Regions from separate parts of the Homo sapiens genome. Here region 2 is linked to region 1. The links are chromatin loops, found by intact Hi-C in ENCODE. Cell type or tissue: A673. All regions are shown on one strand. Each heading gives the region's core, and the rest is flanking DNA. Links, peaks and the distances in the headings are about the cores only.

Region 1 (15,888 bases), core at 4,279-12,278:
CACTTTTCTTTCTCCCATGGGATTGCTTTGCCATCTTTGGGAAAAATCCATTGGCTCTGTACGTATGAGTCTACATCCATAAGTTTGCAGTAATTTCTTTCCTCACCACAATAATAACTAGAGTGTGTCTGTTTTATTTCTTATCTCTTTTTTCTCCTTATGCTTCAATTTGGATATTTTCTATTGATCTGGCTTCAAGTTCACTTATTCTTTTCCCAGCAGTTCCAGTTTGCTGATAAGTCCATTGAAAGAAGTCTTTATTTCTGATATATTTTTCATTTCTGACACTTCTATTTGAATTTTTTTTTAGAGTTTACTTTTCACTGCTGCATTTCCCATTTTTTCATACATGTATGAACAAAGATTGTCTTTGAGCAATCTCTGCATCTGGTTCTTTTGACCATTTTCTCTTTTGAAGATGGGTCACTTTTTATGCTTTTTCATATACTTGTAATTTTTTATTGAATCACAGATGTTATGTACAAAAGGATAGGATAGACTAAAGTAACTAGCAGATAAGCCCAGAATAGGTCCCATATCTTCTTCTCTCATGCCACCAGTGTGAAGGATTGAGCCAATCTAGGCTGCAGTTGAGCTGGGTCTAGGCTTTGCTGTTATTTTTGTTAAATTTTATTTGTTATATTATTATAGCAAGATCAAATTATTTCCTCTAGCCAGGATTGATATCTGAGTGCCTGGAGGGTTTGTCTTAGTTCTCCTGCCCTGCCTGCACCCATCGTCAGGCCCAGTGCTCCTGCGCCATAGGAGGGGTCTCAGCTCTCCTGCTCTCCTCTTCCCTACCAGTAGCCACAGGCAGCTACTGTCTCCTGTTCAGCGTAAGGCTGGGTTCATTGTGGGTTTTCTCTCTGTTTTCCTGCCCTGACCTCAAACGTCAGCAGGCTCTGAGCTTCAAAGAGGGTCAGCAGGCTCTGAGCTTCAAAGAGTTCATCTCTCTCTGATCTCTTGACTCTTCCCCAGTACAGATGACCACTGTCTTGTTCTCAGCCTGGGGCTCAGAGTCCTTTGAGATTTGTGATGGTTAATTGTATGCATCAATTTGACTGGGCCATGGGATGCCCAGATATTGGTTAAGCATTATTTCTGAATGTGTCTGTGAGAGTGTTTCTAGATGATATTAGCATTTGAATCAGTTGATTATAAAACAGGCCCAAAGAAGGTAGACTTCATCTAATCCACTGAAAGCCTGAATAGGAAAATGGGCTGAGTAAGAAAGATTTCTTTCTCTCTGCCTGGCTGACTTTGAGCTGGGATATCAGTCTTATGCCTTCAGACTTATACTCAAACTGGAACTTAGACCATCTGCTTTTCTGGGTCTCCAACTTGTCACCTGCTGTTTCTGGGCATTCTCAGCTTCATAACCATGTGAGCAAACTACTTATAATAAATCTCTTTATATACATATATATACACACACACACACAAACACACATATATTTATACATACATATATCTCCTATTGGTTCTCTTTCTCTGGATAACCTAGACTAATACAGAATTGCTTCCAATTTTCCTGCTCTGCTCTCAGACTTTGGCAGACCAGCATGTCTGTGCCTCAGACAGGACCTTTTCTGCTCTCCTGTCCCTCCCTCAATTTTGGTTCATTAGTTTCCTTTGCAGCATCAGCTCTCTGATGAGCTGCAAAAATTATGATTTTGGAGGTTGTCCAGCTTGTTCTTACTAAGGTAGGAACCACATTTGTCTGCAACTTTCTGTATCCTAATGGAAGCAAAAGTCTGGCACAACTTTTATTGCTTTTTTGTTTTGTTTTGTTTTTTGAGACGGAGTTTCGCTCTTGTTGCGCAGGCTGGAGTACAATGGCACGATCTCGGCTCACCACAACCTCCTCCTCCTGGGTTCAAGTGATTCTCCTGCCTCAGCCTCCCTAATAGCTGGGATTACAAGCATGTGCCACCCTGCCTGCCTAATTTTGTGTTTTTAGTAGAGACAGGATTTCTCCATGTTGGTCAGGCTGGTATCGAACTCCTGACCTCAGGTGAGTAATCCCAAATTGCTGGGATTACAGGCATGAGCCACTGCGCCCAGCCTATTGATCTTTGATTCCACAAGCTGGGAAGAATGTGCTTGGTCCCTGGCCCTGAGCAGTCAGCTTACCCGTAGCACCCTAGTATGTCTCCATGACGTACAGTGGCCACCACTGCCTGTCTCATGCCATCAACACCTGCCACCACTCTGCATTTACGTTCCATTTCTTGTATCTGAGATTGTCTCTCATTTGCTGTCTTTGGGGTTTTGTCCTTTTATATCTTTTCCTCCAATTTTGTGTGACTGGGGAGAGGTGCAGAAAGTCTCATTAAACCATAATCTCTTTGAGTTGTCTTGACGTGGAAATCTCCCTCCCTGCATTTGTCTATGGATCTCTTCATTACAGTAAATAGGATATTTCTTTTCTTCTCTATTTTTATTTGTATTCCTGTAGTTTGTTTTTCTCTGTGTCCATCTTCAATTGCTTTTACTTTCTAGTGCTTTGTATTTCTCTCTCTTTTCCTAGTTTATTTCTACCTTTGCCTTTTTATATTAATCTTAATATAAAATAATATTAAATCTTAATATTTAATACATTAAATTAATCTTTTATATTAATATATAATATAAAATCAATTTGTTCAATTATACTTTGGAGGCAATGAAATAATTTTGGTGGTGAGTGGAAGAGGTGGGGCTAGCATTTGAGCTCCTTCTCCAAAATGTCCCTCCAGAGAACAAGACAAAGGGATTGCATTGGTGTAAATCTGACAAGATTTCCAATCCACTTCCCAAGTCATTCACCTGTCTAAGTGATCTTCATTACTCGCCTTCATTTTGGGTCTGAGTTTTGCTCTCTCGTTGCTTTTGCTATCCTCTATCTGTCTCTCCTCTCTCTTGCTCTGCTCATTCTAGTGGTTGTTTCTTGGCCCCAAGCCTCACCTCTGGTGCTTCACTTTCCAAAGAGAAAGACTAGACACAATACATAAGACAAGAATATGTACAAGGAAAAAAATAGGAACCCTTCCAGTAAAAGTCAAACTCTCAAATAACTTTTTACTCCACTCTATGCTTTTTATGACTTATACACCTAAAATAAAATGATCCACAGAAGTTAAAAATAGAAGATATGTAGAAGGAGATATCAATGAAACGGAAACAAATGCTGGGGTAAAGAAATAAAAAGAAATGAGCTATCAAGCCAGAGAAAGACCTGGAGGAAACTTAAATGCACGTGGCTAAGTGAAAGAAGCCCATCTGAAAAGGCTACATATAATATGATTTTAATTATGTGACATTCTCAAAAAGGGATTCAGGTGGGAGGGAGGGAGGAATCAGTAGGTGGAGCACAGAGGATTTTTAAAGCAGTGAAACTACTCTGTATGACATAGTAATAATGAACACATGTCATTATACACTTGTCAAAACCCGAAGAATGTACAACACAAGAGTGAACCCTGGCCAGGCATGGTGGTGTATGCCTGTAGTCCCAGATACTTGGGAGACTGAGATGGGAGGATCTCTGGAGTCCGGGAGTTGGAGACCAGCCTGGGCAATATAGGGAGGCCCCATCTCAAAAAGAAACAAAAAAAAACAGTGAACCCTAGTCAAACTATGGACTTTGGTTAATCATAATGTATCAATATTGGTTTAGCAAGAATTATAAATGTATCGCACTAATACAAGATGTGAATAATAGGAGAAACTATGTGTGTGTTGGGGGGTGGGTGAGTGTAGCGGAGTGAGGGGACATGTGGGAATTCTATCTTCCAATCAATTTTTCTGTAAATCTAAAGCTGCTGTAGAAAAGTCTATTAATGAAACAACACAAACAAAAACATGGCACTATTTAAATCAGACAAAGCAAAATTAAGCTATGCAATGCAAAAAGTGTGACAAAGATCAATTGGAATTGACAACAGATTTAATTAATACACAACAGTCATTAAACTTTATGAGTTGAAAAATACCTCAGCACCATAAGACAGTGAAAAAAAAAAGAAAAAAAGAAAAAGAAATGCCATTATAATATAAAGCAAAACATGATAGAAATATCAAGAAGAAATAAATAAAAACACAAGAGAAGACTGTAGCACACTCCCATTTGTCTAGGATGGCTTAGATAGGCAAAATAAGACATTGGGAATATATAGCTCACGTCTCAATGGGAAACAGATGCCTCTTTCTGCATAAAAATTTGACCTTCACTTATCTTCCTTACTCTGTTCCTCTAATAACTTGATAAAGGTAAAATGTCGACTATGTCTCTAGGCAACATTACTTTTGGTAGAAATAACTCCTACTGGATAAATTGCATCTGGACTCAGGATAACCATAAATGATTGGGACAATCATTTGGGACATCATATCTGATTGGGACATCATAGCTTTCAGTTCCCCTGAGTGTGCTGACTCCTGTAACTCCATATGCCTCCATAGGGACCCTGAAAGCTGTGTCTATGAAGTTATTACAAGATATTGGCTACTGTGGTGCATGGAGCTTCTAGGCCAGGGTGATTCTCACACCTGCCTGATGTGGATCTTGTTGCTTCACACCTGAAACATCATTTGAGAAGCCCGGGAAGTGGTGTGGCTGCTGCATGGCTGCTCCAAGAACTACTCCCATGGGAGAGGAGCTCCCAACAGTGCCTTGCCATCAAGCTTTGATTTCTACCTTACATACCTCTGAATAAACTGTTGCCAATGAGGCTGATGGAAGTCTTGTGAGTTTGAATGCCAGGTTGAACTTAAGAGGATTCCCTGGTGAGCATTGCAAGATGGTATACTCAATGTTATTAATTTGTGGGGAGTTTAATAAAAGTATTGTTTATATTGATGTGGGAAGGGTATAGGGAAATTACAAGGTATGGTGCAGTGTCCCAAGAATAGTAACATGGGGCACTGAAAAGATAGAGAAAGGAAAAGAATGAGTGACCAGAACCTGGTGACAGAGCCACAGGGGAGGGCTGTCTGGCTGGAGCTGTGACTTACCATTGAAGGACTCAGGAAGTTCTTTTTTTTCTTTAGACAGGGTCTCGCTCCGTCATCTAGGCTGTCATGCAGTGGTGTGATCATGACTCACTGCACCCTCAGCACACACCACCATACTGGGCTAATTTCTGTATTTTTATAGACAGGTTCTCACCAGGTTGCCCAGTCTGATCTCAAAATCCTGGGCTCAAGCAATCTTCCTGCCTTGGCCTCCCAAAGTGCTGGGATTATAGGCATAAGCCACTGCACCCAGCCCTCAGGCAGTTTTTATTAATTCTGCAGGAAGGGAGCTGGGAGAATAAAAATCCCGACCTCATTTTCTTTCCTTCTTTTGTTCTCTTGCTTGAGCTTCCCATGGATGAACTGGAAGAATTCAGAAATTGAATGATATAAATAACAAAGTTAAATTAATAGACATGTATTGAACTTAGTTTTTAGAGTATGTATAATTTTCCCAATTTTCTGTGGAATTATTGCAAAATTTGATCACAAACTATAAGGCTACAATTTAAAAATATAACAAATTCCTAACTGTAAAAATTTTCTAGGTTAAATTCTTTGATCACAAAGCAGGCAAGAAATGAATGGTGGAACAAACTAAAATACTAGCTCCATGAATGAAAAGACCTACATGGATATGAGAGTAATTAAGAAGGAGTTAGCAGCGATGGGACTTTGTGATTGACTGGATATAGACAATGAGGAATATAGTGAAGGAAAGATGATTTCCTGATTTCTGGCATGGGCAGCTGAGTAGATGGTTATGCTATAAACTAAGAAAAGAGAGAAGGATAGGAAGAGATGGGCCTGGAAGAGTATGGAGTTTGAGATGAGAAGAGAAAATGGAAACTCTGAGGAGCACAGAAAATTAAGGCCCAAGTGAAGAAAGATGAGCTTGCAGGGAAGACTGGGTGATGACAAGCGGTGTAGGAGAGAATCCGGGTACTCTGTTTTGCTGAAATGAGAAAGACGGACATACAGATGCATATAAAGGCATATAGAGGCAGATATATTTATATTTGAGGAAGTCTGGACATTGAGTAAGTTAGTGCTGATAACTTCTAGTTTCTTAGTTAAGAAAGAGATGAGGTTATCTATACGGAGTAAGGAGGAACGTGGTGGTGCCGTTGCTACTACGGTGTAATACGTCACTACTATTACTATTAATTATGGTGTAATACCTAAAACGTAGTGGCTTGAAATAACAATAATTATCTTTTATCTCTCACAGTTTCTCTGGGTCAGAAATTTGAGGATAAGGTGGTGAATGATTCTGGCTCAAGGTCTCCCATATTGTTGTGATCAGTGGCTGGAGCCAGAACAGCAGAGGGCTTAGAGAATCTAGGGATTGGTCAGATGTCGCTTTCGTTTTATCTGGCTTTGAGACCTCTCCAATGTGAGCTAATTTAGGCTTCCTCATAGCGTGGTAACCTCAAGGTATGTGAACCGTGTAGCGGTTGACGCTTCCAAGAACAAGTATTCTAGCAGGCAAGGTTCATCTTTTATGCTTTAGGCATGGAAATTACATAGCGTCACTTTCCCTAAAATGAGAAAGGATATAGCATGTTTGGACAGTACGAACCAGTATCACCTAATTGACATTAATAGACCATCCTATCCAGCAATGGCAGAATACATATTTCAAGTGTAGATGGAACATTCACCAAGGCAGATCATATTCTGGGCCATGTACAAAAAAAACTGAGAAATTTAAAAGGATTAAAATTACAGAAAGCATGCTCTCTGACCACAGTGGAATTAAGCTAGAAATAGAAAACAAAAAATTATATAGAAAATCCCCAAATATTTGGAAATTTTTTATTTTTGATTTTTTAAAATTGTGTTTTTTAACCAATGAAAAATAATTGTATTATCTGTGGAGTACATAGTGTTGTTTCAATACATATAAAGTATAGTGATCAGATCATGGATATTAGCATATCAGTCATTCCAGACATCTATAATTTTTGTGTAGGGAACCTTCAATATTATCTTCCAGCTATTTGAAACTACATAATATATTATGGTTAATTACAGTTTTTCTATTGTGGTATAGAAATTAGATAATATACTCTTTTAAAGTCCATGGGACACAATGAAAAATAATTAGAAAAATTAGAACATACTTTGAACTGATTGAAAATTAAAACACAACATATCAAAATTTGTGAGATGCAGCTAAAGCAGTACCTACTGAAAAATGTATGGGATTAGATACTTAAAAAGTAGATGTTAAACCAATGTCCTAAGCTTCTGCCTCAAGAAACTTAAAAAAAGAGCAAGCAAAGTAAATCCAAAACAAGTAAGGGAACAATAAAGATAAGATTAGAAATCAATATAGTAGAAAAAAGGGAATTATAGATACAACCAAAGAAACAAAAAAACTGGTGATTTGAAAATAGCAATAATATTGATATAGGCCTCTGATCAGACTCATCAAGAACAAAAGAAATAATATACACACTACCAACATCAGGAATGAATTTGTAGGAACATTCCTACAAATCCTACAGACACTAAAATACAATAAGAAAATATTATAAACAATTTATGCTTATAAATTTCATTACCTAGGTGAAAAGTACAAATTTTTTCAATGATTCAAACTGTCAAAGGTCACTCAAGATGAAATAGATAACCTGAATAGCCCTGTATCTATTAGAGTAATTGCATTCATAGTTTAAGATCTCCTTTCAAATAAATTCCAGACTAGATGGCTTCTCTGGTGAATTTTACCAGACATTTAAGAAAGAAACAATGTGGCCGGGCCCAGTGGCTCACATCTGCAATTCCAGCATTTTGGGAGGCTGAGGCGGATGGATCGCCTGAGGTCAGGAGTTCGAGACCAGCCTGGCCAACATGATGAAACCCTATCTCTACTAAAAATACAAAAATTAGCCGGGCGTGGTGGCGGGCTCCTGTAATCCCAGCTACTCAGGAAGCTGAGGCAGGAGAATTGCTTGAACCCGGGAGGTGGAGGTTGCAGTGAGCTGAGACCATGCCACTGCACTCCAGCCTGGGCGACAGAATAAGACTCTGTCGAAAAAGAGAGAGAAAGAAAGGAAGGAAGGGAGGAAGGAAGGAAGGAAGGAAGGAGGAAGGAAAGAAGGAAGGAAGGAAGGAAGGAAGGAAGGAAGGAAGGAAGGAAGGAAGGAAGGAAGGAAATTCCACACAAAATCTTCTCAAAAAGTGAAAGAAGAGGAAATATTTCTCAACTCATTTCATGAGGTCTACATTACCCTGGCACGACACCAAACTTGATAAAGGCATTTAAATAAGAAAACTATAAACTAATGTCCCTCATATATATAGATGCAAAAATGCTTAACAACATTTTAACAAATTTAATTTAGTAATATAGCAAAAGAATAATACATTATGGTCAAGTAAGATTTTTCACAAGAATGCAATGTTTGTTTAATATTCAAAAACCAATTAATGCAATTCACCATGTTAGCAGATTAAATTTAAAAGCCCATCTGAATTAAAAGCATTTAACAAAATTCAATATTCATTTACAATAAAACCCCTCAGCAAGTCAGAAATAGTCAGGAAATTCCTCAATCTGAAAGGAAGCATCTATGAAAAGCTTACAGCCATCATCAAACTTAATGGAGAGAGGCTAAATGCTTTTTCTGAAAGGTCACTAACAAAGCAAATGTGCCCACTCTCACTACTTCTATTCAACATTAAATTGAAGATCTTAGCCAGTGCACAATGGCAAGAAAAAAAAAAGGCATCTAGACTGGAAAGAAATAAGTAAACCTGTCTTTTAATCACAAATGACAGTATCACTTACATAGAAAATCTCAAGGAATATCCCAAAAAAGTTACTAGGATTGAACTAATGAGTTTAGCAAATTTGCAGGAGACAAGATCAGTATGCAAAAATCAGTTGATTGGTTGTATTGTCATATAATAACAATAATCAATTGAAAATAAAGATTCAAATGCCATCAAAAGTGTGAACTTTGTAGGGGAAATAGTTTTAAAAGTACAGGAGAAAAACTGGCTGAGAGAAATTAAGATCTAAGTAAAAGAAGAAATACACCATTTTCATGGATCAGAAGACAATTTTGTTAGGATGACAATTCTCCCCACATTGATCTATAGACTCAACATAATCCTAGTCAAAATTCAAGTGAGCATTTTTATAGAAATTTGAAAGCTTATTCTAAATTTTTGTTGGGAAACCGTCCTCCATGTGTCTCTTGTACTGCTTGCTACACATCTTACTTAGAAGGCTAAGAAACCAAGCCCTGATCATTTCTTATCACGTTTGTTTCTTACAGTTGTGTTTGCAGAGAGCAACTTTGAGGTATGAGATAATGTTTCACTCTGGGACAAAGAACAGGCTTTCTTACAGCTTGATATAAAACAGATGAATTCCCCAAGTCCAGTGTACCTCTTCTGCAATGCAACCAATTGCATGTACAGGCATCCATCTGGGCCCATGTCACATCACCCTATGGGTCTTGGGGATGGGGAGCAAGGGAAACTGATGTGGATGATAATGCTCATAATGCTTACCATGCCATGGGTAATAGAGTTCTTTGCCATAGACCTAGGATTCTTGAGGGTTTTTGTTTTTTTTTTCCAGCTTCCATGAAACAGTAGTATAGGCTAACTTGTTAGCTTCCAAGTAGAGTAAAATCAAATCCCTGACACAACAGTTAATTCAAAGTTCCTAAAGTAGCTAAAAATATTTCTTTTAAGTTGAGGCACTTGAATATTCTGGTTATGAAGCTATAATAATTAAGACAATATGGCATTGGCATGCGAATAGAGTCCAGAAATAGCAATCAATGGAACAGAACAGAGAGTCCAGAAATAGACCCATACAAATAAAATTAACTGATTTTCAACAATGTTAACAGGATAATTCAATGGGGGAAAGGATATTTTTAGCAAATGGTGCTGAAAACATATGATATCCATGTGCAAAAGAAATCATCTGGAGCCATACTTTAAACCTTATAAATAACTCAAGATGGATCTCAGACCCAATGGTAAGAGCTAAAACAATAAAATTTCTAGAAGAAAACGGAAAATTTTTGTGACCTTGAGTTAGGCAAAGAATTTTTAGGTAGGACACAAAAAGCACAAATCACAGGTGAAAAATTGAAAACTTGGAATTTACCATTAAAAGCATCTTGTTCTTTAAAAGACACTGTTAAGAAAATAAGTATATAAGCCATGGGATGAGAGAAAATAATTGCAAAACACATATCAGGTAAGGGACTTGTATCCAAAATATGTAAAGAACACCTATAAATTAAGAATAGGAAGACAACCCAATATAAAGTGGGCAGAAGATTATACAGATACTTTACCAAATATGCAAATGGCCAGTAAGCACATGTTCAACATCATTAGCTGTTAGGGAAAATGCAAATTAAAACCACAATTTGCTACTGCACATTCCTGGAATAACTAAAATGAAAAAGTCTGAGAATACGAAGTGATGGTGAGAATGTGGAGCAACTCGAATGCCCATATATTGCTTGTGGGGTTGCAAAATGGTACAACCACTTTGAAAAACAGTCTGGCAATTTCTCATGAAGTTAAACATGTACTTACCATATATCCCAGTAATTCTATTTCTGGATATTTGCCTAATATAAAAACATTTGTCTACAGAAAGACCTGAGTGTCATAGCAGCTGAATGCTCAATAAGCTGAATGTTTATGGCAACTTTATTCATAACAATAAAAAAAAACTTGAAACAATCCAAATGACCATCAATTGGGGAGTGGATAAACAAATTGTGGTGCATTCATACAATGACATGCTACTCAAGAGTGAAAAGGACAAGACCATGGATACAAGCAACAAGGTGGAAAAACCTCAAAAGCATGATGCCAATAAAACTAGCTAGCGCTAAAAGATGTATATTGTATGGCTCCATCTATATGGCACCCTACAAAAGGCAAAACTACAGAGACAGAAAGTAGGTTGGTTTTTGCCAGAGGGTAGAGCTGGTGAAAGAGGATTAACCTTTGAAAAGGTACAGCAGAATTGTTTTGGAGTGGTGGAAGTATTCTATATTTTGATTGTGGTGGTAGGTACACAACTGTATCCTGCTAAAATTCCTCAGATTTAACACTTAAAAGTTGAATTTTATTGTATGTACAAATAGAGAATGGAAGAACAAAAGAATGAGGAAAGGAAGCAAGAAAGGAAGGAAGAAAGGGTGGGAGGGAGGAAGAACGGAAGGGAGGGAAAGACAAATTTCTTCTCATTCTTTATCCCTCTTTGAGATGCCTCTCTGTGGATCCTGTCACCTCTACTGGGGAGCAAAAAGAACACAGAAGTTGGAGCCGACGGATCCCATGCCTAGCTGGGTAATTAGGCAAATCTCAGCCTCTGGAAATGCAGCTTCTTCTGTAACCTACCTCAGAGGGCTGTTGTGAGGATTGAATGGGGTAACATTTAAACTAACTGGCAAAAGCAGGTTCTCAATATATTAAAATTCACATGAAAAAGATAAACCAGGAAGGGAGTTGGCAGGAAGCCAGGAAGCCTCCTGTGTTCTCTGCAGGAGGCTTATCTAGTTCATCAGGATCTTGGGAACAGCTAGTCTTCCTCTGCTGCATTCTGAGAGTTAGGTGATGAGTCACCACCTCAAGAGGCCATCTAGTTCTGGCCGATCTATCTGACTGGATCGTGGACCCTAGGACCCAGCTAACTTGTTCTCCAGCCAATTTAGAAGAATGAGTAGCAAAAATAATATGGCAAGTATTTCTTGAAGTGCCCTAACCCTCTGTCCTTATTAGTGTACCCTGTCAGGAGTGGCCTGCCTTGACTTTCTGTCAAACTGGAGCAGCCTGAGACTAAGGGCAAATGCCCTCTTGGCCTTGGCCGGCCACAACTTGGATATGCAGGTCAGGCTTATTGTTAGGGAAGCTCTGAGACTCAATTAATCTGATGCCTTTTTATTATGAGTTCAGGTGCAGCTCCATTTACAAGTTTTTCTTTCAAAATCATTCAGCCATTAAAGCTGCATAATCTTGGAAGGTTTTGAAGACGCATGATTGGTAAATGTTTTTCCCCTTCACACATTATCTCTCATGTTTATTCATGAAAAGTGAACCAGTCTTATAATTTAAACAGTGTCTTGGGGTATCTGGCCTCCTGTATTTCTAAGGGGGAGGAAAGATGAGGCTAGCCCAGAAGCCATTTAAAAAGGGGATTTGAGGCCTGAACGCAGAGAACTCAATCCCAGGTACTAATGACCTTGCTTTGGCTTGCAAGACTAAGCCTGAGGCCTGTGGCACTTAAGAGGGTTACTGGGTACCCAGACAGGCAAATGCCTGTTGATTGGATGGCTAAATTGTGAAGAAAGCAAAGCTTACCTGTGCAATGTGTCCATGCCTTCATTCCTACTTTCTGAATCAACAGTGCCTGTTATTGTTCTGCCCAACTGTTAAGATGTTCCACCTGTGCCTGCTCTTTGGCGCAGTACTCCAGGCTATAGATCAACATTTCTCAAACCTGGCTGCACATTAGAGTCATCTGGGGATCTTTTAAAAACCCAGCTGCCTTGGCTGCACATCTGATCATTACGTCAGACTCTTGTAGGGAGGAGTATAGACATCAGCATTGATTAAAACTCCTGAGATAATTCCAATGTGCAGTCAGGATTGAGAACAGCTGGTCTACACCAGTTCCTCTTGAAGTATGGTCTGTAAGTCACAGGCTGCAGAATCTCCTTGGATGTTTGTGGGAAATGCAGATTGCTAGGTTCACCAGCCCTATAGGCACTGAGTCTCAAGGTGAGATCTGGAAAATGTGTTTTAATAAGCTCCCCAGGTGATTCCTAAGCTTTTTGCAAGTACCGCTGCTTCTTATGATATGGCCGTTCTTGCTTCCCATCAGTTATCCTTGTCTTTCAGTTCCTCAAAGATATCAAGTTTCATTCATCCTCAGGACCACTGCATATGATAGTCGCTCTACTTGGAAGACATTTTCCTCTTTCTCCTTGTTATTAGGCATTTGGCAGACTTAACAATGAGGCTATTGTAACCCCAGAAAGTCATTGCAAAGTGCCTGCTTAGGGGGTTAAGAGTAGACACTGCAGGGCCTTGGAATAGTAATGGTTTACTATTTAATGAGTTCCCTGTCACTGGAAGTCATAGAGAGATTGCTCCAGGCATGGTGGGAGAAAAGCCAGTTTGACAGGCGGTGGAGGGATAAGAGGGAAGACTTGAGTGACGTGGCACAAACTGGGTCAGATCTATTAAAGAGGCAGCCCTGGGCAGCTGGCAAGAGATCATGTCAAGAGACACAATGCAGGTGCCAGCAGGACCAGAAGATCAGCTTCTTAGAGCGAGTGCCACCTGGAAGGGGGAAACCAAGGGAAGGGGCACAGCAAAGGGCAAAGCTGGGTGGTGGAGGAAGTACCCAAACAGAGGGAAGAGCCACTCTGGCCACATCAAGTGAATACTGATGATCGGGAAACATTCATGGGAAGTTATTTCACTCTCTCGAGTCCAGTGTAAGTGAGAAAGTGTAATTTAATTTAAAAGAGCCTAATTTAGCCTTCCATCAACTGTAGATCTTTTAACGAGACCTTTATTCTTCTAGGACAGCATTTCTCAAACTTTAATGTGCGTAGGAATCTTATTAAAATGCAGATTCTGATTCAGTACGTCTGGGGTAAGGGCTGAGATTCAGCACTTCTAACCGGCTCCTAGATGCCCCCGGTCTGAGCACTACACTTAGAGCAAGCAGGTTTGAACATTGCGACTTATAACAGTGGACCCATGGTGTAGACAAGTCCAGAAATGACTGCTGAATCAACAGTTTTTATGTTAGCTTCCGTATACCTTCAGAATTCAGTGTTTGTGTGCATTCTAATTCTCTAAATGATGTATATTAGATTTCCATTAACGAAAATATATGTTTAAGTGGAACTCTCCAATTCCAACTTGCCAAATAAAATAAAAAATTCCTGTCATTTTACTGACCTGTCTCTGAGTTGTTAATGGTGACATGCTGGGCAATGACTAGGTTACCTGTTTTTGTCCCTGGCCTGATGTGGGTTATTAAATATATGTAGATGTTAGGCATGAGAAAACATTTACGCAGTTTTCTTTTTGTCACTCATTCACAGGCTCAGTTGGTAAACTGTCTTTCAGAAATAGGGAGAAAGCATACTGAGTAAGAGCCCTCTTTGACAGCTTAAAATTTAATTACAGGAATTTTATTAGGAAACTGTCAAAGTGACTAGATTGCATAAGAGGATCGGTCAATGCCTCTAACTTGTTCTGAGCATCAGCTCTGCTTTCTGGATCATGAAATTGGCAGGAACGTACTGGGCAAAACAATGCCAAGTTCACGAAGATAGCACTGCTGGCGTTTACTGCAAGCCCATCTGCACACTGGGTGGAACAAAGAACAGAGGTCAGTGACGACAGGCATAGTAAATGTAAGGAAGGTGGGCCCAGGGCTCATCCCAAGGACTGAGAGCACATGGAAATGTCCCGTGCCTTAAGCCTCAGTCTGAAATAGGCTGATCTAAGGCAGGCTAAGAGTTTACCCGGTCTTTACAATGGAGATCACAACTGTGCTCCCAGGGACAGACTAGGGCTGTGTGTGTGTGTGTGTGTGTGTGTGTGTGTGTGTGTGTGTGTGTGTGAATGTGAGTCTAGGTGAACAAAATCACTAAGTTGACTGATACTTTAAAAGGTCATATAATCCAATGCATTGCATCAGACCAACCCAGATGTCATAATTTCCAGACAGGAATCCATTCTATTCTAAATACTCCGCAGGTAGGTCTATTTCACAACTTATCTCACAATTACTTCTTTCTGTTCAGCATTTCCTACATTCAGGAAACATTTGTTTATAACTAATATAAATCAATTTTTTAAAACTTACGAAACTCTTACTAAAAATCTAGAAATGTCCCTGGTTCTGTAGGGAACAACAGCAAGAGTAAGGCCCAGTTCCTGCCCACTTCTCATTCATCACAACTGAATTCTTCCAAAAACTTTTGTTGATCCTATATTCAGAATTAATTTTTTCCCTGAGGTCCCATGATATTTAATTTAGAAATTTGTTATCGCATTGATCACATTCTGCTTTTTATTATGGTTTATGTGTGCATGCGTGCTGGTTAACACGCTTCTTTAGACATAAAACAGAGAAGTTTGGATTGGCTAAAGCATCTGTCCCAGCTTAGGGTTTTTAATAAAATAACTTGAGGAAACTTAAGAGGATCCATGTCTGACTACCCAATGTGCTATATTTTTGCTAGAGAAGGAACTTGATAAGTACCTGTTGAATTAAAATTAACATTCTGTGCTCAAGAAGTGGGTATAATATTATCCATTGTGGCCTTATTTTCGGGGCAGAAGATTAAAACAACTTAAATATCTATTTAGAGACCACTGGTTAAATGGAGTTTGGTATGCCTATATAGTAGAAGACCATGTACCTGTTGGAAAGATTGAAGTAGGTCTGTATGCACCAATATGAAACAGCATCCGAGACACGGTATTAAGTAAAAAAAAAAATGGAATAAAGAGTGATGTTTATGGTATGCTGATATTTGTTATAAAAAGGATGTGTGGGTGTGATATGTGCACAGAATATTTCTAGGATACAAAAGAAATTGTTAACAGTGGTTGCTGATTAGGAGGGGAATTTCAGTGCAGTCTAGTACAAATAGAAAGAAACAATATCTATAGCCTCTTGATATGTTGGGAACAGAGTGACCTCCTAAGTATAGAAGGTGCAGCAGTGTTTAGGCCAGGAAGGAGCTACCTCCAAGAAGAAGTTGCTGGTAAAGCCCGGACACACAGCTTAGGCACAAAAGCCCAGCTTCCCATCTGCTGTGTGGGTGGGTGGCTCCTCTGCAGGTCAAAGCGTGATCATGCCAAATC
Region 2 (15,888 bases), core at 3,066-11,065, 490 kb before region 1:
AAGAATGTTGAATATTGGCCCCCACTCTCTTCTGGCTTGTAGGGTTTCTGCAGAGAGATCAGCTGTTAGTCTGATGGGCTTCCCTTTGTAGGTAACCTGACCTTTCTCTCTGGCTGTCCTTAACATTTTTTCCTTCATTTCAACTTTGGTGAATCTGATGATTAGGTGTCTTGGGGTTGCTCTTCTCGAGGAGTATCTTTGTGGTTTCCTGAATTTGAATGTTGGCTTGTCTTTCTAGGTTGGGGAAGTTCTCCTAGATAATATCCTAAGGTGTGTTTTCCAACTTGGTTCCAATCTCCCCATCGTTTTCAGGGACACCAATCAAACGTAGGTTTGGACTTTTCACATAATCCCATATTTCTTGGAAGCTTTGTTTGTTCCTTTTCATTCTTTTTTCTCTAAACTTGTCTTCATGCTTTATTTCATTAAGTTGATCTTCAATCTCTGATATAATTTCTTCTGCTTGATTGATTTGCCTGTTGATACTTGTGTATGCTTCACGAAGTTCTCATGGTATGTTTTTCAGCTCCATCAGATCATTTATGTTCTTCTTTAAACTGGTTATTCTAGTTAGCAATTCCTCTAACTTTTATCAAGGTTCTTAGCTTCCTTGCATTGGGTTAGAACATGCTTCTTTAGCTCGGAGGAGTTTGTTATTACCTACCTTCTGAAGCCTACCTCTGTCAATTTGTCAAACTCATTCTCTGTCCAGTTTTGTTCCCTGGCTGGCAAGGAGTTGTGATTCTTGGATCACAACTTGGATGAGAAGAAGCATTCTAATTTCTGGAATTTTCAGCATTTTTGCCCTGGTTTTTCCTCATCTTTGTGGATTTATCTACCTTTGGTCTTCTCTGTTGGTGACTTTCGGATTGAGTTTTTGTGTGGATGTCCTTTTTGTTGATGTTGATGCTATTGCTTTCTGTTTGTTAGTTTTGCTTCTAACAGTCAGGCCCCTCCTCTGCAGGTCTGCTGGAGTTTGCTGGAGGTCCAGTCTGGGCTCTGTTTGTCTGGGTATTATCAGTGGAGGCTGCAGAACAGCAAAGGTTGCTGCTTGCTCCTATCTCTGGAAGCTTCGTCCCAGAGAGGCACCTGCCAGATGGCAGCTGGAGCTCTCCTGTGTGAGGTGTCTGTCAACCTCTGCTGGGAGGTGTCTCCCTGTCAGGAGGCATGGGGGTCAGGGACCCACTTGAGGAGGGAGTCTGTCCCTTTGCAGAGCTCGAGTGCTGTGCTGCAAGATCCGCTGCTCTTTTCAGAGCCGGCAGGCAGGAACGTTTAAGTTTGCTGCAGCTGCGCCCACAGCCGCCCCTTCCTCCAGGTGCTCTCTCCCAGGAAGACAAGAGTTTTGTCTATAAGCCCCTGACTGGGGCTGCCGCCTTTCTTTCAGAGATGCCCTGCCCAGAGAGGAGGAATCTAGAGAGGAAGTTTGGCTACAGCAGCTTTGTGGTGCTGTGGTGGGCTCCTCCCAGTCTGAACTTCAAGGTGGCTTTGTTTACATTCTGAGGGGAAAACCTGCCTACTCAAGCCTCAGTAATAGTGGATGCCCCTCCCCCGACCAAGCTCCAGCATCCCAGGTTGACTTCAGACTGCTGTGCTGGCAGCGAGGATTTCAAGCCAATGGATCTTAGCTTGCTGAGCTCCATGGGGGTGGGATCCTCTGAGCTAGACCACTTGGCTCCCTGGCTTCAGCCCCCTTTCCAGGGCAGTGAATGGTTCTCTCTTGCTGGCATTCCAGGTGCCACTGGGTTATGAAAAAAACCTCCTGCAGCTAGCTTGGTGTCTTTCCAAACGGCAGCCCAGTTTTGTGCTTGAAACCCAGGGTCCTGGTGGTGTAGGCACCTGAGGGAATTTTCTGATCTGTGGATTGTGAAGACCGTGGGAAAAGCATAGTATCTGGGCCAGAATGCACTGTTCCTCACGGCACAGTCCCTCAGGGCTTCCCTTGGCTAGGGGAGGGAGTTCCCTGACCCCTTGTGCTTCCCAGTTGAGGTGATGCCACACCCTGCTTCGGCTTGCCCTCCGTGGGCTGCATCCACTGTATAACCAATGAGATGAACCAGGTATCTCAGTTGGAAATGCAGAAATCACCCACCTTCTGCGTTGGTCTTGATGGGAGCTGCAGACCAGAGCTGTTCCTATTTGGCCTACTTGCTTGGGAATCCCTGCAGTTTCTTTTCCCATTCTAAATAAATATTCACTTTTGCAACTAAATTCATACTTATGATTTTATATTATTTTTCTTGAAGAGGGTCCATCAAATTGTATAAGCTCCAGGTGTTCACAAAACCTGAAGAATCATGAGTACCCTGCACCTACCAGGTATATGTTAGTGGGTTTTTAAACATTGTTTCTTGGTGACCTGTGCCAGGATCTTGGGAGGGGGGTGGGAATGCTTCCAAAAAAGGGAAGTTCAGTGGAAGAGATGTGGGACACAGAGAACCCAAGGCTGCTCTGCTTGGTGATCCCATAGGAGCTAAGCAAGTGGAAGGTGACCAGATGATGATCTCTGACTTTCCCCCTCCTCCTCCTGATGTGGAGAAAGTTGGAGAAAACAGAAGAGAGGCCAAGTCCATACCAGTATCAGAGGGTATGGGGAGGAATGTAGGAGGAACAGGAAGACAGAGGTCCTATGAAGTGTCCAAAGAACTCTTTAGACCACACCCCAAGGATCTCTTGAGCACAAAGGAAGAATTTGAGGCTGGGTTATGACAACAAGCTTTGCTGGTGATGGGGATGAGAAACTTGTCAAAGACTACTTTTGAAAGCTACACCTCTCAATTATACTCGGGGCAATGCCAAGGGCTGGCTTGGGGAAACTTCTATAGCCCCCTATAATCTTTATCGACCTCACCTGAATCTAAAAAGTGTATTTGTTGTGCAAACACAGCTTCAGGACAACTTTCCTAGCCCATCACTTCCAACAGTCCATTGGACCTAAATCCCTGTCACACAGACACTTCCATGTCCACTCGCTGGTGACTGGAGTCTTGGTTGTTGTCATGATAAGGTCTTCCACAAGATGGTGCTCTTAAGTTTTGTTTTTAAATTTTTTTTTTGTTGATAGATTGATTACTATGTCGATATTTTATTGAACACCTACTTTGTGGTAGCATTGTTCTAGGAGGTGTTATAGATACAAGCTAAGCAAAACAGACTAAATTTCTGTTTTCAAAAAATTTTAAAAAGTTGTGATTTTTATGCTCTCAAGGTGAAACTGAACAGTGATGTAAGTGTCCCCATTTATGTTGCTGATATTATGCTACATTTCCGACAGTTGCACATTTTTCTTTCTCTAGACTGATGTGGCCTGGAGGAACTATAGATTCTTTTATTATTTGGCTGGGGAAAGAATTACCTTTTATCTGTCTGTGTAAGCTACCTTTTGAGATCCATCCTTTCGCCAGGGAAACACCAAATCTTAATTTGAATAATTCCAAATTGTTGCTAAACACCAGCTGATCATTCTAGGGTCTCAGCTTTGGGTTTGCCTGACATCTGAGTAAATTCATGGCTCCTTTTAAAGAAAAATTCTGATAGGTCTTTCAGGTATCCCAGTGACCTGCCTTCAAGTAAGGGTGAGATGGACTTTGATCTGGGTGAGAATTTATCAGACTCTTTTGCTTTCATAAAAAAAAAGTTGGTCCTGCTATTTGACCATCTACCCCAGAGAACGCATACAAAGAGTTCATCCTTGCCAAAGGCAAATTTGAAATCACAATTGCAAGAGACAGGCCTGAGGTCCATGTGAACTGCCCATTCCTTCAGGTTCAGTAAGCTCTACGCTTGTTCCAAGTTAGATTCCCGAAGGCAACATCTTTCAGGACATTTACTATACTAGCTTGGCTGCTTCCAGAAATGCCTTTACTTAGCTATGATTGAAGAGTATGCCCTTGATTTTTATTGCAGGCTAATATAAAAATGGTCTTAAAACAAATGTTTCTATACTTTCGGCAAAAAGATCTGTTAAAGCCATCCACCTTACAATTCCATGTTTTTAGTGTAAGGATTCACAAGAACCCCAGATTTATATCTAACCACCTGCTCGACTTGACATTTCTACTTGGATGTCCTGTAGGCATATCACATCTAATGGGGCCCAAACTGAACTCCTGATCTTCCCCCAATGATCTGCTTCTCCTTCAGTCTTTGTTATTCAGTAAACAGCAGCTCCACTGCTCAGACCAAGCAACCCACAACCATCTCGAGTCCTCTTTCTCTCTCTCCGCACGTGCAACCTATTATCAAGCCCTGTTGCCTCGAGCACAGTCCAGAATCGAATGGTTTCTCATTACCTTCTCTGGACTGGGACCTGTCACAAGTTTCCTAACTGACCCCTCTGCTTCTGCCCTTTGTTCCCCTACATCCATGCTCAACATAGCAGCCAGAACCATCCTTTAAAATGCGTCTGGTGCTAACACTTCTCCACTCAAAATCTTCCCGTGACTTTCCATCTTCTTGGGAGGAAAATCCCCAAGGTCTCCACTTCCCGTCCTTCCCTGCCCCACCCCTGACTTGATGTCCTCATCATCTGTTCCTGATTCATGTTGCCAAGCCACACTGGTCTCCTGTGCCCCCATCTCTGGGCCTGGGCACTTGCTTTTCCTTCTGTCTGGAAGACTCTTCCCTAGATATCCACACAACTGCTGCCTCTTCCCCTCTGCGACTCTCCTCAAATGTCACCTTCTCAATGGGGGGTTTCCTAAACCCCATGTATTGAAACTGTATATAGGAGGCTGTATGAAAACTGCAGCCCCTCTCTGAGCTCTCTCTTTTCTCCCATCCAGCTTTACTTTTTTTCTACAGCACTTACACTCTCTGACCCATGATGTATTCTATTTATTGTCTGTCTTGTCCGACTGGAACGTGAGCTCCCTGGAGGTAGGGATTTTTATCTGTTCTGTTTTGTTCACTTCTGTATTCCAAAACCTACTTAGAACAGTGCCTGAGACATAGTAGGTTCTCAATACATATTTATCGAATGTATAATTAAATTCTCATGGAATTTAGTGTCAGGAGAAAAAAGATATTTCATGTTAAAGCTGCATGTCCTCAGGAAATATAATTGATGTGATACATTTTGTAATTTATTTTTGGTTTTACTACTAGGAAGCTCAAAGTCAAATATAGGAGGAATTAGAATTATGGTTTTGTCCATGGTCTCTAGCTTAGTCATCTTCTTCCTTTATATGGTGGATGGGTTTTTCTTTGGCGATGGAGTTTCACTGTGTCATCCACGCTGGAGTGTGGTGGCTATTCACAGGTGTGATCATAGTGCACCACAGCCCTGAACTGCTGGGCTCAAGTGATCCTCCAGCCTCAACCTCCCAAGTAGCTGGGACTACAAGTACATGCCACTGCACCCAGCTCTCTGTGGTTTTTATTACCCTCCCTTTCCTTTTAACTTTCATTTGAACAGCTTCGTGCATAGGTATATCCTCAGGTAGTATTCATGGACCTTTTAGGTTTCCTATAAATATTTGTCAAGTGAATGCATTGCAAGCCATTTTAATTTCTTCTGGATATAAGTGGGAGATATATATATATTTATATATATAAATAATACGTTATTAATGATCTATGATATAACTAAAAAAAAGCAATGGGCTAGAAAGGAGTAGAAGGTTATTAGGGGAGGGGAGGTCGATGGGAAAGAAGCTTTCCTTGTGATTTACGGCTGGGGTGAGTATAAGATTTGTCATCCAGCCTGGGACCCTTATGGCAGTGAAGATATGAATAATTTTGCTCAGACAATAGGCATGAACTGGGACCATTCCCAGTGGGAATGTGATAACTAGGCAAACATCTGTCAAACTAGGACAAATGGCAAAAGTTTCCAATAGGAGTTTAATAACGTTTTAGCAGTTCCAAAGGTTTCCAATAGGAGTTTAATAACCTTTAACAAAGGTTATGGTTTACCAATAACAGTACAAATGTATTCTCACTTTTTAATCTTAGTCAAGAGTTTATTTAACCTTTCTTATTACCAAACCTTACTCAAGACTCATTTACAACTCAGAATAGAATTTTTAAAACATTCATTAGTTAGGCTGAAGTTCAGAAAAGTAAGACTAAGTAAAACGGTTTTCATTGCCAGGACGAAACAAAAGCCACCGTGAGGTGCCACCAGCACTGAATAGAGATATGTTCCTCTACATTAGAAAAGAGTTTCAAAAGCAGATTAACTTTTGTTGTTGTTTCTTTTCTCAGCATTGACTTTGGCAGAGCATTTTTAAAACCTGGTAAAGAGGAAGCAGTGAAAAGCAATAGAATCAAAGGGGACAAACAGAAGGATACCAAATAGAGTTACTCCCTGGAGCTCAGAGAAATTCTGCTGATTTCCACAGGCAGCACTCCCACCCTGAGTTCCTGGGTGCACTTTGAGCTAGGTCTGGTGTTTGCCTACCCCTGAATCAAGGGGGAAGTGAGCTGACCTCACTTCTCTTCCTGCCTTCTGTTGCTCCTTCATTTCCAAAGCCAGGCTTTCTCTCCTCTTCAGCCACTGGCCTCGAAATGACTCATTCAAAGGCCAATTCCTTAGGTTGCTGGTAGTAATAAGAGACCCCAGAGCCTAACTGAAGTTTCCAGAGATAACATCTATTGCTTTCTAGCATCTGCCTGTTACACTGTGGAGCCAAATGAGGTTAGGCTGATAGCAATTTATTTTTCACAAAACCAAGCTGATGGCTTCTCTTTACCTCATATTGTTCCAATGACTGCAAACAGACTTGGGGAAAATCCATTTTAACATTGGTCCAGATATTACAGTTTGGTAGAATACTCTAAAGTTGCCAGGGGCACCTTTTTTCTTTACAAAGCAGGGTACTACCTTTATCTTCTTTTAGAGCCCAGGCACGGGGATGGGACAGGGGGCTTGCTTTAACCCTTATCAGGGTCTTACTCGTACTAGGTTCTGTGCATCATGTCCTGCTTAGTGGTAAGGCTTCTCAATTCTTAGTCTCATTTGGATTTCCATCTTCTCATTTTAAGAATGAATGGCTCTGACAATAGAAACTCAGATAACTTTTTTCTAAAGAACAACAGGGGCAAACTAGTTTTTGAAAATCCTGTCTTTTCATATATTGATAGTCAGTGTTTCCTCCCCCAGGGCAGTGCTTCCTTTGGTCCTTCTGTAATTGAAGAATGAAAGAACACCCTCCAGGATGAATAGTTCCCTTATGTGTCTTCAAGCTCTTTGCCTCATCCAGCCATAAGAAGTTGTACCCCAGGGTAACCGAGGCTAGGGATTATCTACAGGCCCAGAAATATAAGAAGAACAAACAGATCAGCACATTGCTATCTTGGCTTTACTGTACAGAGCCCTTAACCACATTTGAGAGTGTCATAAGAAAAAAATAATCCCTGAATAGTTAAAAAGAAAAACAAAGAGAAAGAAATCAAACACCATGTGGATCTCTCTCTTTGGTTGTACAGCAGATCTAATTCTGCTGTACGTGGTGGCTCATATAGAAGTTTTTTTTTCCTTCTTGTGTTATATCCTGCCTAGAAAATTTAAATCTCTTAATAAGCTAAAGGGTAAAGAGGTGTGCTTCAAGTTCCTTTACCTTATTTTTAGCAGGGTGATCAGCTTGCATTTGTGACACTCACAAGCTGTATGTGCCTTTGTAGGGAGCCAAGCACAATATGTTCCTTGTGGATTGGAGGGACTGAGCTTCAGTCAAGCACCCTACTGTGGGGGTCACTGACTGAGTCCCTTGAACAAGGCAGATAAATGCCAACCACAAGAACACTGCTTCTCTGGAAGCAAACTCGGGGGATGTCTGGTCTGAAGCAAGCTCAGCGGTTGTCCCAGCCCAAGAGCCCTCTGCTACCACCCTGGATGGACCAAGCCCCTTCTTAGACATAGATGACCCCATAGCTTCCAAGGAAAATCCTGAGCTGCCCCAATGCTGGTGGCAATTGGTAGCAAGCCTTCTTTACAGTTCTTCCTGGATCCCGTTGGAGAATCTCCCTGGAAACTGATGGAAGGAACCTCTTATGGTGCACTTATTTGCCGCAGGGTTTCTTGTTCTCTGCTCGTATAGTGATTTGGGGTAGAGGTAAACTTTGTATCATCAGCATTTAAGGATGATCAGATTTAACTGTATCCAGGGATTGAAAGAATTTTTCAAAGCTTTTCTCCCCTGGCCACACTGAGCAAAGAGAACATTGTCTTTTAGGAATCAAGAAACATTTTGCATCTCAAGGCAAAGCTTTGCTGTAATAAAAAGATGATATGAGCTGCCAGTTAGCTCAGGCTGCTTTTGGATGTAAGGTCTGTGAGGCATAAGCAGAGTGCTTCTAAATTGAGGGCAGGTTCATTGCAGGGTGTGAGCATGGATCTGAGGGCAGTGTTCTCAAGGCAGGGATAAACGGAAGGCTCCGTGGAATCTGGCCGCTCCATTTGTCTACACTCTCACTTGGTTCAGCCAGGCGGATGATGAGCCACAGTGTAAAATAAAGAGACTTTGAATTATTATCGCAAAATGTGAACAGTTTTTATAACCTGTTCTAGGGGATGATGAACTCATCAAGGGAAGAAAGTTGCCTGGCTCCAAGAGAGCAGAACTGTGATTGGATGCCTGCGTTCCAGTGATTATAGTTCCTTTTGATGCAGTTAGGATTGGGAGCGAAGGTCAGAGTGGGTATTTCAGTAGATATATGAGAGTGGATTTTGGATATAAATTATGCAACACTGGAAGTTCAACACAGATACAAACTGAGCAGCTCCTTCTTGGTGTTTGGGGATTTATGACTGATTTGTGGTCTGCTTATGAATGGGAATAGGTCGCCCTTCAGTTATGAAAGTATTTTTCACGTTAGGATGCTCATAATTAATTAGGGGTTCATGTGGTGGGGTCAGGATGGGAATGCTTCGTGTTTTGACCCCCTAAAGCTGTGTTCCTGCCAACAAAGCCTCAGTGATAGATTTCTTTCATAGTTCACAAAGGAATTATTAGCTCTTGTCTCTGAGTACCGCAGGAAGCACTTTTAATGGCTCCATTTAAGTCAGAGCTTGTTCAGGTTATGGTTGGGAAGCTGATTTTTCCTAAGACAAATCATACAGTATATTTTGTTTCAATCCGAGATTTAACATTGAGACTCCTGGGTAATGCTTTTATTTTCTAAACATTTGGGATATAATTGATTTAACTTTTCCAATAGGAGTTTAATAAGAATTCTAAACAACTCAGCCTTTACCTGGCTGAGCTAATTAAATGAAGGGAAACTAGAAGCTATGTACCAGCCAGGAATTATTACCACTTGGTTTACTAATCTGTGTCCCTTTCAGATGACAGCCTGGTGGCTAAAGCTGTGACTTGAGTTCTTTCTGAAGCAGCAGAAGCCCCAGGAGCCAAGGTCATTATTTTTGCATGAGGTATTTATTGCTAAACATAAATAGTGAGAGGGCTGGGTTCTTGGACAAGTCAAGACTTTATTTTGAGCCCCAGAGGGTGGCTCCCCATATCTCATTGGAAAGATGACAACTTAAGTCAATGAAAGACTGGTTGAAACCAGTACAGAGGACTATCTATGAAGACCTGTTTTCTGTTCCAAGCCTGTTAAGATCCGAGGCAATCTCATCTTAGAGAACTTTTATTTCTGGAACTCTGAGTGGCAATGCCCACTGGTTATGTTCATTTGTTCCTGAAACAGTGTGAGAATTTTGTACTTAAGTGTCCCAGAGTGCACACCAAGACACAACTACCCAGCAATACGGTAGGCTTTTGGAGTCTGCTATTATGGTTTGCAGGTTCAGTATGCAAAATTCTATCTTCCATGTCATTATCCACATTGTTTGCCGTGCTGCAGGATTTTTTTTTCTCCTCTGCACCAGAGGGGTACATTTCTCTATTTCTTCTTTGTAGCACACCCCTCACTTTGCTCGTTTCATTTCTTTTCCCTTTGCTCTCATTCACTAGCTTCATGATTCTTTGAACAGTTTATCTTCCCTCTTTTACACAGTAGAAACAGACAAGGTGGCGGAGGGGTGGAACGAGGATGCAGAGAGAATAATAGATCCTATTGACTAGGTACTTTTAGGTGTATGGCCCTGTTCTTAGTACTTTACATGTGTTTTGTCACTCAAATTTGAAGAGCAGAAGCAGCCACCAGCCTTGGATTCAACAAGGAACTTTGAAGCATTTGAGGGCAACACATTGGAGAGTGAATTGGTTCAAGCACGACCAAGAACTGTGTTGGCATCCTCTGGTGTGTCAGCCTGGGGAACCCAGCCAGACCATGCCACAGTAGCCCCTAGGGCAGGCGAGAATATTATGAGAATTAGGAAAGGAATGCAGATTTACTGAGGGCCTCCTCTGCGCCTGGCCCTGAGTGGTTTCTCTTATGTGATCTCATTTAATCTTCACAGCACATTCAAGTAGGGAATATCTTTTTAGTGTGACCGATGAGAAATCGGAAGCAAAGGTTAAGTAAATTGCCCATGGCTAAGCTGTGACCACGTTCGAATGGAGGGCTCTGAGGCCATCATCTAAGCCATGCTGGCCAGTCCTCATTCTGGATGAATTCCCTGAGAAGTTGAAATGCTCTTTTTGCTGGTCTTATGTGAATTTCTACTCAGCGGTGGAGGGGAGGGGAATGCAGTGTGTTTGTACCAAAACCATTCCGAAGTTTCAGCTTCTAATCCTCTTGTGTCATATCTTCTGTTCCTATCCCACATCAGTTCCCATAGGCAGACACATGTTCTTATGATGTGAACTGCTGAGCTGCTTCTCATGGTGTGAGATAATGGTTCCAATGGTGGGAAGAAATGGAATGGTATGCGTACCCTGACCATTTCTTTATATTCTACTTAGATATCTTTCATCTTTTATAATCAACATACAAGAAAAAAGCTGAGGCCTTTCTGGGAAGGTGGTGACTGGAATGCATCCCACCTTCCTTCCATTTCCAACTCCAGCTCCTCTACTCCTTCTGATGAGGCAGATCTGACTCTACGTGTGAGTGAGGCCTCAGCTGGGGATTGCGGAGCTTCCTAGCCCACTTCTGGCTGGGGCAGTGGCTTGATGCATACCATTAAATGACCAGAAATGAATATGAGTCCTAGGACTGACTGTTGTATGAATCTGTTGAAATATTCTGAACAGATTTTTTTTAAAAATGATGGCATCAACATCTGAAGAATGGATGTTAGTAGCTTGGATGAAAATCCTGGAAAGAATAATGGAGCATTCTTTCAGGAACTCTCTCGATGGTAGAGAAGATGATATTTTGTGGGAAAACAAATTGTCACAACTGAGTTAATGACCAGTTTAGGATTCTATGGGAAGACGCTTTAGGAGTGCCTTACCCAATTTATTGGGTCAAATTCTCGTTTTTATTAATGCACAAGAGTAAAACATAATAAAAATATGTATCTGTCTAAGCCTGAAAGAGCTCCTTCAATAACTATAAAATAAATCTCCAAGTTATAAGAAAGCATTATGTTCTAATTGAATCAAAAGTGTTTTTTCTTTCTTAGTGGTACATAAAATAATGGTTCATTTTACAATAGATGAAATCTTGGATCCAAAGAAATATGCTACATACTTTAGGTGGAAGAAAATATATTTGTAAGTATGTAAGTATGCAATGATTTAAGGAATGTATAATCCACATCTGAAGAGAATATATGAAAGAAAAAGAAACATAAATAAAAAATTAGAATAGCAAGATGGAATATAATGAAGAAAGAAAAAAATGGTTAGCAGTGAACCTTCCAGTATGTAGTTAAGGAACGTTACCCATGGAGACAGATCAGCACTGGATGCTCAGAGGCTTATCACAATGGAGGCTCACTTCTCACTCATGTGAGAACATTGTGGAGGTTGTGGGGGAGGCCCTCCACTCCTATCAGGGCCACAGCTGTGAAGGCTCTGCTGTGTTCAATTCATCCCTCCCAAGCTTGCCCATGGTGTCTAGCCAGGAGAGAGAGAGAGAGAGAGAGAGAGAATATGAGAATCCAGAAATCGGAGACTGTGCAAAGTTGCAAAGGTCATCTGCTTCTAGACTTTTTGATAAATCGAGAAATATTGTGAACGACTAGTCCCCATTAAGATTAAATTTTAGGCTGGGCGTGGTGGCTCACGCCTGTAATCCCAGCACTTTGGGAGGGCGAGGTGGGCTGATCACCTGAGGTCAGGAGTTCGAGACCAGCCTGGCCAACATGGTAAAACCCCGTCTCTACTAAAAATTCAAAAATTAGCTGGGCGTGGTGACAGGTGCCTGTAATCCCAGCTACTCAGGAGGCTGAGGTAGGAGAATCGCTTGAACCTGGGAGGAGGAGATTGCAGTGAGCCAAGATCATGCCATTGCACTCCAGCCTGGGCAACAAGAGCGAAATTCTGTCTCAAAATAAAAATAAAAATAAAAATAAAAATTAAATTTAGTACCATGGAAAATATCATATTAATGGGATGGCATTTTCACCAACTATTTCAAGGAATTTGAGAGAGGCATGGAGGCCAAGGGCCATGGATAATAAGAACAAGTTATTCATCCAGAGAATAAAATCACGGCCTCAGCGAGCAACATCCCCAACCTCAGGCTGGGCCTTCATTGTTCCTGCCAAGCAAGCCTTCACAATCTTTGTGGACTCATAACTACTGTGACTCTTCCAATTCTTTCTGCTTCCAAAAGGGAGTTTTTACCGGGGTTATTCTATCTCTGCTTGGGACATTCCAGATTGGGTCTGTGTGGCGTACATGTGTGGTGGGGTGGTAAACTTGTCTTTTTATTTCTTAGGTCACTGCTGCTCAGGGCTATAGCTTCTCCTGATGGAGAAGACTTTACATCACTGGAAAGTTTCTGGATTTTGAGCTGGATGTGGTGACGAGGTGATTTTGGGTTGCATTTCTTTTCTTTTCCTTTTTGAGTTGAGGAGGTCTTGCTTTGTTGCCCAGGCTGGAGTGCAGTGGTGCAGTCATAGCTCACTGCAGCCTTGACTTCTGGGCTCAAGGGATTCTCTCACCTCAGCCTCCCGAGTAGCTGGGACTGTAGGCATGCACAATCACACCCAGCTAAATTAATTTTTTTGGAGAGATGGGGTCTTACTATGTTGTCCAGGCTGGTCTCAAGCTCCTGGCCTCAAGTGTTCCTCCCACCTCACCCTCCCAAAGTGCTGGAATTACAGGCATAAGCCATTGTGCCTGGACTGGGTTGCATTTCTTGAGTGAGGTTGAGTAGTTCTTCATCAACTGGATATTTAATGACTAGAATTTATGGGCCAAATATATTTCCACTTCGTCCTGGGGACATAGCAAAGCTATACTTCTCCAACTTCTTTGCAGTTTGGTGTAGCCACGGGACTGAGATCTGGCTGGTGGAATGCAGGTGGAAGGGCTGTAAGCTTCCCTCAGGCTGGCCTGTGCTGTCCCTTTCTCTCCCTGCCAGTCAGATGCTGACACTTAGGGTGAAGCCAGGAGTTGGAAAGACAAAGTCTTTCAACCTAGATTTCTGAGTGACTGCACAGAGCAGGGTTTCCTCCCTCAGATTTGACTTTACAGAAATGTGAAAGAATCTGACATTGTCTCAGGCCTCTTTGATTTCAAGATTTACCTGTTACAGCAGTTGGTGTTACATTAGCTATTGCTATGGTGAAACATTACTGGAGAGCTGGGTACAGTGGCTCACACCTGTAATTTCAGTGCTTTGGGAGGCAGAGGTGGAAGGATCCCTTGAGCCCAGGAGTTCGAGGCTGCTATGATTGCGCCACTGCACTCCAGCCTAGGTGGCAGAGTGAGACTTTGTCTCTAAAAAATAAATAAATAAATAAATAAATAATAAAATGATTGGAAAATGTCAGATTGGAAGTGTGTAATATGAATATTAAATGAGTAGTCTTGAAATACAAGGGACAAAGAAAGTTTTAATAATATTCTGGAAAACAAAGTGCTAAACTATCTTACATAAACATAGAAATTGAGATGGGGAGAAAGAAGGGATAGTAAAGGCATTCCAAAATATCTGCATAGAACGCTCAGTCCTATGACATTTATAATAAACATGTGTTAGTTGATAAAAGTCAAACAAAATTATAGGCAAAGAGACAGAAGGCAAAGGCAAAGAAAGAAAGAAATGGCAACACTAGGCAAAGTAGAATTTAAGGTTAAAACATTCAACAAGATAAACAGAAACATGTTGCAGTGATTGAAGTTTCAATTTATGAAGAATATATGCTAAACATAACCTTATGCATAAATATAGTAGCAACATAGTGCAATCTACTAGAAATTCAGGAAAAGCAATTAGAGCAGGAAATTTTTTTACATTCCTTTTAAATTTGACCAGACATAAATAGTAGATAAACAAGAGGAAGGACATAGAGGAATTAAATAATACAATCAACATTAATTGTTTTAATAGATTTGTCTAGAATAGTATATCCTTTAAGAAGCAAACGTACTTTTTGTTTGTTCAAAAAACAAAATAATTCATAATGTATTTTGTTATAAGGAATCCCCCACAAATCGAAGAAAATAGAAATTTATTTTTTATTTCTATTTCTTATTATACTTTAAGTTCTGGGGTACATGTGCAGAATGTGCAGGTTTGTTACATAGGTATACATGTGCCATGGTGGTTTGCTGCACCCATCAACCTATCATCTACATTAGGTATTTCTCCTAATGTTATCCCTCCCCTTTTACCTCACTCCCTGACAGGCCCCTTTGTGTAATGCTCCCCACCGTGCCCATATGTTCTCATTGTTCAACTCCCACTTATGAGTGAGAAAATGCAGTGTTTGGTTTTCTGTTCCTGTGTTAGTTTGCTGAGAATGATGGTTTCTAGCTTCATCCATGTCCTTGCAAAGGACATGAACTCATTCTTTTTTATGGCTGCATAGTATTCCATGGTATATATGTGCCACATTTTCTTAATCCAGTCTATCATTGATGGGCATTTGGGTTGGTTCCAAGTCTTTGCTATTATGAACAGTGCTGCAATAAACATATGTATGCATGTGTCTTTGTAGCAGAATGATTTATAATCCTTTGGTATATACCCAGTAATGGGATTGCTGGGTCAAATGGTATTTCTGGTTCTAGATCCTTGAGGAATCGCCACAGTGTCTTCCACAATGGTTGAACTAATTTACACTCCCACCAACAGTGTAAAAGCATTCCTATTTCTCCACATCCTCTCCAGAATCTGTTGTTTCCCAACTTTTTAGTAATTGCCATTCTAACTGGTGTGAGATGGTATCTCATTGTGGTTTTGATTTGCATTTCTCTAATGACCAGTGATGATGAGCTTTTTTTCATATGTTTCTTGGCCGCATAAATGTCTTCTTTTGAAAAGTGTCTGTTCATATCCTTTGCTGACTTTTTGATGGGATTGTTTTTTTCTTGTAAATTTAAGTTCCTTGTAGATTCTGGATATTAGGCCTTTGTCAGATGGATAGATTGCAAAAATTTTCTCCCATTCTGTGGGTTGCCTCTTCACTCTGATGATAGTTTCTTTGGCTGTGCAGAAGCTCTTTAGTTTAATTAGATCCCATTTGTCAATTTTCGCTTTTGTTGCCATTGCTTTTGGTGTTGTAATCATGAAGGTATTGCCCATGCCTATGTCCTGAATGGTATTGCCTAGGTTTTCTTCTAGGGTTTTTATGGTTTTAGGTCTTACGTTTAAGTCTTTAACCCATCTTGGTTAATTTTTGTATAAGGTGTAAGGAAGGGGTCCAGTTTCAGTTTTCTGCCTATGGCTAGCCAGTTTTCCCAGCACCATTTATTAAATAGAGAATCCCTTCCCCATTGCTTGTTTTTGTCAGGTTTGTCAAAGATCAGATGGTTGTAGATGTGTGGTGGTATTTCTGAGGCCTCTGTTCTGTTCCATTGATCCAATAATAGACAATATATCTGTTTTGGTACCAGTACCATGCTGTTTTGGTTAGTG

The links. Peaks named below come from ENCODE experiments on the same cell type or tissue, not always from the same donor. Only the 100,000 strongest peaks of a DNase experiment are listed, where the experiment ranks them.
Region 2: it touches region 1 in a loop (5-fold over the local background); 27 of 110 quality-filtered maps call a loop at or near these places.

What each region holds. Positions count from the first base shown.
Region 1 is chr13:46,108,741-46,124,628 of GRCh38, forward strand. No RefSeq gene overlaps it. Among named protein-coding and RNA genes, the nearest start is that of CPB2, 12 kb to the left of the region's middle. RefSeq lists a silencer at 9,154-9,448 and an enhancer at 15,631-15,700. In A673, for the core only: no CTCF peak of the experiment used is centred there; DNase peaks (open chromatin) are centred at 5,071, 8,241, 8,591, 11,461 and 4 weaker places; H3K27ac peaks cover 8,000 bases.
Region 2 is chr13:45,620,683-45,636,570 of GRCh38, forward strand. No RefSeq gene overlaps it. Among named protein-coding and RNA genes, the nearest start is that of ERICH6B, 13 kb to the left of the region's middle. In A673, for the core only: a CTCF peak has its summit at 3,208; no DNase peak of the experiment used is centred there; H3K27ac peaks cover 649 bases.